Regions from separate parts of the Homo sapiens genome. Here region 2 is linked to region 1. A link is a loop called in an ENCODE intact Hi-C map of the cell type or tissue named here. Cell type or tissue: K562. All regions are shown on one strand.

Region 1 (5,000 bases):
TCTGAGACCAGCCTGGGCAACATAGTGAGACCTCGTCTGTACAAAAATGAAATAAAAATTTAGCCCGGTGTGGTGGTGTGTGCCTATAGTCCCAGCTACTCAAGAAGCTAAGATGAGAGGATCAACTTGAGCCCAGGAGTTCCAGGCTGCAGTGAGCAATGACCATGCCACTGCATTCCTGTCTGGGTGACAGAGTGAAACCTTGTCTCAAAAAAAAAAAAAAAAAAAAGATAGGAAAAAAAACTTGATTTGATTGTGCCTTCAGAGGTTATCAGATTCAAAACAACTGATTTCCATTAGGAAACATCACACAAGTTTGATGTATAAACTAGAATGTGATGATTGCTCTCTAGTAAGAATAGACACGTCATGGGCAGCCATACGGTCATAGTGGCTAATCAGTACACTCTCTTCATGGGAAAGCTGCATAGGAAGCCAGAAATTATCATCATAAGGCTGTTTCATGAGCAAGAAATCTGAGCAAGGGAATTTCATTGGATAGTGGTGTTCACTAGAGCCATAGACTTTCCAAATAGAATAATAACTACCCTGGCGGGTCCACACATACTTGTCTCCTGAAGATGCACTGTATAGTCTTCCTAAGTGAGACCCACTTTCACTACATTTTGAAGACTGTTCCTATTGGGAAGGAAGAAAGAAGGGTTCCAAACCAGGTTCCAGGCCTGATTTCATGCTCTAGTTGTCAGGGTTACACTTGGTTATTATCTGGATCATCTAGACTTGATGCTTCCTATCTCCAAGAGGGTGCTTTCTGCAGACGGCTAATCGCAAATACCCTATGGCTCTCAGACAGTATGTCCATATATTTGGGCAACCTTATTTCCCTCCATGCGTCCTGACTATTCTATGGTCCCGTTTGGCTGTCCGGACTGGTCTGTCTTTGGTTAGAGGCATGCAGAGAGAAGGGAGAATGTAAGGATAATGCCCCTTACAGATTCGCCATTTAAGAATTTCTCTATACAAATAACTTTCTTCCCCAGTCTGGTCTGCTTCTTGTGTTAATTCAAGGCAATTGAAGCCAGCAAATACAGAAATACTCATTTGCTAAGCTCCTATTATGTCTAAAACAATATGTTTAGCACTGTTGAGCAATTTGAAACAGAAAGACAGGAATTCTGACCCATGTTTCAGAGTTATGCCTCTCATGAGCCGTGCAAGGTCCACATACATTTGTATCTTGCCACAAGGTCAGACTTTTATTGATACTGTTTCAATCACAAAAACCATGAGCTCAATGGAGTTCCCAAGAAAGAGGTTCTCCTCAGAACTTCCCATTCACTCGGTAGTGAGAATAGCGGGCACACAGGCTCAAGCCACTCCACAAGTCAGTTAATACTGAAAACCATATGTAATAGAATACGTGGTCACTATATACATGTTAAACATTCCACAGCTCACAAAGTAACATTTAACATCAAGAGAAAAGGGAGAGAAAAAAGAGTTAATGAACCATTGCAGGGAGAACAACGAAGACAAAAAGAATCTCCTGGCTTGGCCTGGGCAGTCCCTCAGTCTCGCAAGGAAGAGTCTTTGATGTGGGCAGAGCCTTTGTAGGCAGATGCCAGGTGCTTATCGCAACTGATAGCAGGACTGCGTCAGTTGTGTTGAGCTGCTGAAGCCTTACTCTTTTTATGGCCACAGAGTCCTCTGGTGAGGACTGATAGTGGAAGAATGTGCTTGTTTGTATCCTTATCTGGTTGGATGTAGTCATTATTTGTTAAGCAAAATATCTTGTCCCTGTTGGCAAAAAGTGTCATATGAAGTATAAGATACAGTTTTTTTTTTCTAAGATGGAGTTACTTATGTCAAGGATGCTCTATACCATGCCCATTTACTGAGCTTACCAAATAGTTCTCAAAACATCTCTGAGTGTGCACCAATTTTATTCGCACCATGGAATTGAAACTGCTTCCCCCATCTGCTTCATCCCGTTTCTCTGGTACCTTTACTGTCACAGTCTTATTCTGTTTCTCTCCTAGCACTAGACCTAGCTGCTTCTTCAAACTTGAACTTCTATACCCACCCTATCTAAAGCAGTGACCCATAACTCTTCATCTTATTTTGTTTGTTGAAACATTGGTCCTTATCTGAAATCATTTTGCCATTTTATTGTTTAATCTCTGTCTTCTCCATCTAGAAAATTTCAGCTCCATGCCTTGGTCACGATGGTGCTACTGTGTCCTTAATACCTAGAGCAGACTTAGGACCCAGTGGTAGCTCAAGAAATACTCACTGGGAGTGTAGTGACGGAGCAGGGAGAAGTGAGTGAGTCAATGAGTCTGATCTTGTAAGCACCACACCTGAAAGCTTCTGTCAGAGCCTGATTGCAGAACAGCAGGGCGTGCGTATTTCTTTGTTCTACAAGACGACATTTCTAGTAGGTGGTAGCAGGTGGTGCTATTGCTCTGTCAAAAGAGCCACACTCAAAGTCCACGTTATTTCACAGGCCCTAGGAAGTAACTTACTGGCAGAAACAAACAGGTCTTGGTTGACATAGAACTAAGTGGGAAAACAAGTGAGAACTTACCTTTGCTTTGCTCAAGGGCAGAAAGGTTTTAACAGGAAAGAAAGAAGGGACAATGAGTTAGAAATAGGGAATATGGTAGAAGGGGTAATAACAGTGATAAAATAAAAGATTTATAAGTTATCATGGGATGGCCACTCCAAGGACATCACATTCAAGCCTCTACCTTTGCTGTTTGCTACAATGACCCTGAGAAGTGGCCATCTTTTCTCAGTACAAGTTTCCACCATGATGGGGAGTTTCATACAGTGTCACTGATTGCCGCTAATGTTTATCTAGCATCCACTTTGTGTCATCCTGGGCTGCAAGGTGTCCTGCACAGGGTGCACACTGCATTTGCAGCGATGAGGACGTGAATGGCAGCTCCTAGATCTGTGTGGCTGGGTGTCGCCAATGCCATGTGCTACCTAAGTTCACCCACACAACCCATCATGGTAGGCACATGGCAGCAAGTGGCAGGGCTGGGAGTTACACACAAAAAGTTCCTCCCTCAAGTGAACTGACGCCCTGACTTCATATCACAGCTTTTTTAGCCACAATCCTTAAGTGTTCCTACAGCATTTCCTATCTCTTCCGGCCTTTTCTATCTCATTCTCTTGTTTATTTCCATCCCCAAATTTTTAAGCTCTTGTTTTAAAAGTATATATGCTGGCCGGGCGCGGTGGCTCACGCCTGTAATCCCAGCACTTTGGGAGGTCGAGGTGGGCAGATCACCTGAGGTCAGGAGTTCGAGACCAGCCTGCCCAACATGGCGAAACCCTTCTCTACTAAAAACACAAAAAATAAGCCGGGTGTAGTGGTACTTGCCTGTAATCCCAGGTACTCAGGAGGCTGAGGCAGGAGAATCGCTTGAACCTGGGAGGTGGAGGTTGCAGTGAACTGAGATTGCGCCACTGCACTCCAGCCTGGCGACAAGAGCTAAACTCCATCTCAAAAATAAATAAATAAATAAATAAATAAACAAATAATAAACCAAAAACACAAAAAAGTATATATCTGCTTATTGTTTTAACATTCTCCTCCCCTGAATGTAAACTCAGGTGGTAGACCGTGTGCCACCTTACTCACCATCGAATGCCCACTTTATACACAGAAAGTATTCCATGAATATTTCTGGAAAGCCTGAATGCTCCATAGGCATTTGTGGACGGATGCCTCAATAAAATGAGCCCAGGTCTTCCAAGTATTCTTCCTATGACATGGTACCTATCCTGTCATTTTCCTGTATCATCGTTAAAGTATCATCACAGCAGGCTTGTCTCCTCCCCTTTCTGTCCAGGCTGGCGCCCAAGAATTCGTTAGCTGTGGGGCGAGGAGGCGGCTGAATGAGTTAACAAACTGCCCTTCCAGTCGCTTTGGATTTTGCCTGGACTCCAGCTCCGTGGGGTGCTAGTTAATGTTTAGTGAGCGGCTCTCTTCACTCCCACCCGCAAAGCAGGGCTGTGTCGTGCTGCCATCTCCGCGGCGTAAATACTCCCGCCGTGGCTGATTTCAAGGTACCCAAGGGAGGTCGCTGGCCGGGGTTGGGGAGAGCCTCTGACTGTCACAGAGCCTGCTCCAGCCCCACCCGTCCCCATAGACAACAGCCTCCCGTGTTCCCTGAGAAACAGCACCTGGCAGAACCCATGCGTCTGCCCCATGCCCACCCTGAGCTTCCCTATAAATCCAGAGTTTAAAAAAAAAAAAAAAAAAAAAAAAAAAAAAAAAACACACACAGAAATAAGGGGAGTGGGAAGGGAAGAAGAGGGGACTAAATTTCTTGTAGGTCTACTGCCTGCTTCTCATTAGGCCTTTGGGCACATGGACACGTGCCTACTTTCATGGCTTCCCCGAAACACGTCAGCTTATTACAATTACTTGTTTTCTTCCTCTGGCCAAAATCAGTGGGGAAAAAGGAAGTCGTTCTTTTGTTGCTGTTTTGGTTTCTTTTATTTCACTACATTCATTTCTTTTCTTCCCGCAGCTCCCACAACAGGTGGCATGACTTAAAAAGACATAATTCAGTATCATGCCCTTCAGTGAGCGTGTGGTGTCCCACACAGAAAGCTGGGATGTCCTCAGAGTACCAGGTTTGTGGGAGATTTTTGTTTGTTTGTTTTTTAGAGTATGCTTCAGAAGTGTAATTTATTTACCATGTTTTTATTTGGGTCAGTGGGAAAGGGCTAGCAATTAGTTATTTTGGCAAAGGTTCAGTTATGCCTCAAAAAGGAACACAGACTTAACATGTTATATAATCACTCTTAAACCACCTCTGGGAAGTTCTCCAAGCCCTGTGTGTCAGTCTCCATTGTGCTTGTCTGGACACAACCTCTACAAGAATTTCTATTTTATAAAGCAGGGTGGGGAAATGCCCAGAGACAGAGCTGAGTCCAATTGCAAGGTGACTTGTTATGGGGGAGCTAAAGGGAAGAGGTTATCTTATCCTGAAATCTACCACATTAGTCTGTAGGTAAGC
Region 2 (5,000 bases), 970 kb after region 1:
AATAGATAAATAGATAAAAAAATATGATATACACACGATGTATTATCCAGCCATAAAAAGAAGGCGATCTTGTCATTCGTGACAACAAGGATGAAACTACAGGGCATTAAGTGAAATAAGTCACACACAGAAAGACAAACATTACCTAATTTCATATGTGTAATCTAAAAAAGTCAAATTTAGAAGCAGAAAGTAGAATAATAACTGTCAAGGGTTAGAGGTTGGGGAAAATGGACACATGTTTATCAAAGGGCAGAAAATTTCAGTTATGCAGGATGAATAAATTCTGGAGATCTAATGTGCAGTATTGTGATTATAGTTGATAGTGTATTGTATGCTTGAAATTTGCTAAGGTTAAGTGTTCTTACCACACACAAAAGATAACTGTGAAGTGATGGCTATTTTAATTAGCTAGATTTTTGGCAACTTTGTCAAAGATCAGTTGACTGTAAATGTGTAGATTCATTTGTAGGCTTTCTATTCTGTTCTATCCACTTGTATGTCAGTTTTTATGCCAGTACTATACTGTTTTGATTACTGTAGCTTTCTAATACATTTTCAAATCAGGAAGTGTGATGCCTCTACCCTTGTTCTTCTTGGTCAAGCTTGCTTCGACTATTCTAGATAGTTTACGGCTCCATAAGAATTTTATGATGTTTTTTCTATAACTATAAAAAATATTTTCAAAATTTTGATAAGGATTACATTAAATCTGTGGATTGCTTTGGGTATTATGGGCTTTTTAACAATATTAATTCTTCCAATCCACAAAGATGGGACATCTTTCCATTTATTTATATCTTCTTTAATTTCTTTCATCAATGTTTCATTGTTTTACGTGCATAGATCTTTTATCTCCTCAGTTAAGTTTATTCCCAAGTAGTTCATTTTCTTGATGCTATAAATGAGATTATTTTCTTAAATACAATCCTAATCTTAAATATAAAGATTATATTTTTGCCAGTCTTAAATTGTTTTTCACATCAGTCATTGTTAATATACAGAAATGTAAATGTTTTATGTTTATTTTACATTCTCCAACTTTCCTGAAATGTTTATGAGTTCTAACATTTTTTGATGGATGATTTAGGATTTCAGGATTTTCTATATGTAATGTAATGTCATCTGCAGGCAGAGACAATTCTACTTCTTTTCCAATTTGGATGTGTTTTCTTTCTTTTTTCTGATTATTGTTCTGGCAAGCAGGCTTGATGTTTTCGTTAATTGATTCTCCAGAGCTATGTCAGCAAACTATAGCCTGAGGACCAACTTCTGTGTCTGCCTATTTTTGTAAATAAAGTTTTATGAGAACATAGCCAAGCCCATTTGTTTACATATTATGTTTTCATACGATTACAGCAATGTTGATTAGTGGCCCAAAGTTAAGGTATTTACTATCTCTTCCTTTTTGAAAAAATTATGCCAATTCATACTCTACTGCATGTTGTTTGTACATTTCTTGCCACCTCATTCTGTTTAATATAATGGCAGTGACTTGATTTGTCTCATCCCTTGAGCTGAACTATGTAAAAGAAGCACAGTAGAAACACTTAAAACCTAAAAGATGTGGATTAAGGAGCTGTCAACTTCAAGACAATGTCCTGCAGCCCCCAGTACTTACCTGTTGTCTTTTTCATTACATGGAATAGGTGGATGTCGATACATCTCTATGAGCAGGTGTATTTGTATAAGTTAGTCATCTTCTGAATCTCCTATTACAGAACCAGGCCCATTATCAATCATAAGTGTATATTTTTTGACTGCTTCTTATATCTCTTGCTTTCCTTAGTTTTCTTTGTCATGAGGATATTTGATAGCCACATGCTGTGACAACAAAACAACTGGTTAACATAACAAATCCAGTTAAATGTTTGCTTTTTTATATGATGACTGCTATTGAGTTTTAATTTTTTGGCAGAAAAATTTGATTTTATTTTTACCAAATTAATCTGTCTTTTTTCTTTCCCACTGGCAAAAATAGAATCCTTACTCTAGAGTGAGTAATCTTTACTCAATCTTTACTGAATAACTTTCATTTGACCTATGTGTAATCACAGCAGAAGTGCTTTCTCCAGCTGAACTCTTTATTTAAATGACAGGGGTTACGCAGTATATATATGAAAGAGATGAATATCTTCATGCTCCTGCTGAAAGGAGAGAGTGCTTAGCCTGGACCTTCTTCCCACTGCCTATGGAGACCCCACATGGCCGCCTGTGGAATCCCCAGAACTACGTAGGGCACACTTTTAAATCTACTAGAGCTAAGATTTAAATGAAATTAGTAAATTACTCTCTATTGGGGAGTGGCATGTATTTGTATGGTTTAGTGTCTAGAATTACATGCTAAGAAACACTGGCAGGACTTTATTTTAAAAAATAATAAACTGTTTTCAGCTTTGGAAACTTCAAAAAATATTTAAGCACCATTTATCAGAAAAGTCAAACTATTGTTCATCTTCCCATCACTTACAGATATAATCAAGGCATTACATTTTGCAGTACCGAACTTGTTAAAAAGCCATATTTCTAAAAATCCAAGTAACCATTTTGCATATGAAGAGAATACAAAGTTCTGCTGAATGCTAATGTGACCCAGAAATAGCATTACCCTCTCCACATATTGGTTTGGCACATTCTTTTACCTTTAAGTAGAAACAGCAATCAAAGTGCTTGTAGCCATTTCTGAATCTTCTGTCAAAGTTAAAATTGCTTTGTCAATTTCATAAAATGGAAACATTTTATGAAATATTATTTTATTTCTCCTTGGCCTTATCATCATTCTTATATAATAAATATATTACTTGTCCTAATATAATTTATTTAATAATGTATATGTGCCTATAACCATAAGGCAATTCTTAGCAAGGTGTCTGGTTACAGCATATACTCAATAGGTGATCACATTTGTTGTCCTTGTTTGTAATAACTTTAGAGAGCATCAGAAGACTAGAATATGAAAACAAACGGAGCAATACAATATGCTCTACACAAAAGTAATCCTTTGCCATAAAGAGCACATTTTCGTAGACACAAAAATGGAGGTCTACCCTGCCATCTAGTGGATATATTGGGAAATAAAAAAATTTGTTTTTAAGGTTTCAAAGGAAGTTGCATTACATTTCACCAAAATGTTGCATTTTTCTTGAGCAAATAGCATCTGCTCTCTGTATTGCTTTCAGCATATTCTGTGAAGATTTATGCATGAATGAAATAAGATAATTTTCAGAAATCTTGGAAAAAGTGGGACTTGAGGATTACAGAACAGAAGCTAAAAAATTACAGTGCTTAATGAATGTTTTCACATATGGAACATCACAAAGCGAGAGTGAGAGAGGAAGGAGACAAATTGATGCCCGTATCGAGTTGTTTAAAAGAGGGAACAAATAAAAAAGAAACTACTTAGCAAATTTTTAAAGCTTAAAACCAGTCCCCAGGGTTCAAGGAATTATTCTCTAACACATGGAAAGCTTGGCAAAGACGGAAAATATCTTTTGGAAGAAATTTCAGTGTCTGGAAAGAGAAAGAAAAGGGAAGATGAAGAACATGTGATGAAAGAAAGCACAGCATTTATGAAGAATTCGGCAGCTCTGCAGCTGCTGAGAGCGGTGTCTGGCAGTGGCAGTTTTCCTTAACTTCACCTCAGAGCTGTTGGGTTTTGGTGGGAAAGAAAGCATGTTTAAAGAAAAACTTTCAATAAACTGGATGCAAAAAGTTTGCATTACCTTGTTAAAATGAAATACTATCAAAAGACTAATGTAATACCAAGCAAAGTGAATCTCCGGCCAGTTTGATGTCTCTCATGTTTCTGCTTGAGTATATGCATAAGATGTACGTGCCATAGGCCTTGACTTTAAAATGTTTGTGTGATATTGTATAAAAGATGTAGATGATAAACAAAAGAAATTTACAAATACTATTTGAGCTTTCAGAATGATGTGAGACATATTTCTACTAGCGTCCGTTGAAAATGTTCCAATGTGTTTTGCAAAATAATTTTTTAGGAGGAAAACATTGATTAAGACATAGGCTGAACTGTTAAAATTATTAATAAAACTCATCTGTTTGTTAAAAAATTAACAATAACATGGCATTGATTTTATTCAGGATGTCAAAATGTGTTTTTATGATTATGCATGTTTATAGCTTTGTCACACAAGTGACATGAATTCTCGGCAATTAAAAAGGACTTGAATTTCAAGGCACTTTAGGAAGATGATCTGCTCCTCTAGTAGCTCTGCATTTTATCAAGTTATGGTTCTGGAGTAAAGCACTGCAAATTTCAGACCTCCACCTGAAGAAACGGTAGAACCATTTCTTGTTTGTATTGTTTTACAATATTATTACCATGAGACCACAGTAGGGAACTTTACTTTGCCTACCTACCGAAGTGTTATATGTGGATATACAAATTTAAAGAAGCAGAGAAAGATTCTATTACAAAAGAAAAAAATAGTGCATGGAAAAGAAGACTGCCACATCACCCCTCATTACAGCATACAAAGAGTTATTGTGTGAATGTTCAAACTTAGTAACCTCTGCCAGTTGAGCCGCTGGCCTGTCTCTTGGGCAGTTTTTGATGGGCCTGCTAGAGCTATCCTATCAGAAGGAATGAAGAGATTAACAGGAAGAATAGCAGTTTGATATTTTAAAACTTTTGATAGCCAAGTCCATTGTGCTATTCATTCCCAGCATGTTTAGGACACTTTGCAGAATATCAGATAGGAAAATAGTTCCCCTACAGGAAGAGGGAGATCTAAAAGGTAAGGACCCTTAGTTTGGGAACAATATTCTTGGGCTGGCCAGAGGTGAGGGCAGATTGAATTCTGATCTAGCTCATTAGTGATTAGTGCTAGAGTCTTAGAGGGGAAAAAGGGGAGGTTGATAATAAATAGGAATAAAAAATAAAAGTGGAACTATTCACATTGATTTATGAAATGGAGATAATACTTTTTGAGAGCTAACAGACAGCCCCCCACTTTCTCCTATTTATAGCCTTTTGA

Evidence for each region. A loop is a pair of places that touch in the nucleus more often than their neighbours do. Peaks named below come from ENCODE experiments on the same cell type or tissue, not always from the same donor. Only the 100,000 strongest peaks of a DNase experiment are listed, where the experiment ranks them.
Region 2: it touches region 1 in a loop (18-fold over the local background); 2 of 110 quality-filtered maps call a loop at or near these places.

The regions. Positions count from the first base shown.
Region 1 is chr4:123,347,960-123,352,959 of GRCh38, forward strand. LOC124900774 (a long non-coding RNA gene) reads right to left here and starts at 3,262. Exons shown (of 2, transcript XR_007058263.1): 1 at 2,255-3,262; 2 at 1,195-1,758. RefSeq lists enhancers at 2,061-2,591, 3,503-4,004. In K562, a CTCF peak has its summit at 2,412; DNase peaks (open chromatin) are centred at 1,582 and 2,352.
Region 2 is chr4:124,319,380-124,324,379 of GRCh38, forward strand. No RefSeq gene overlaps it. Among named protein-coding and RNA genes, the nearest start is that of LINC02516, 240 kb to the right of the region's middle. In K562, a CTCF peak has its summit at 3,047 (motif pointing left); no DNase peak of the experiment used is centred here.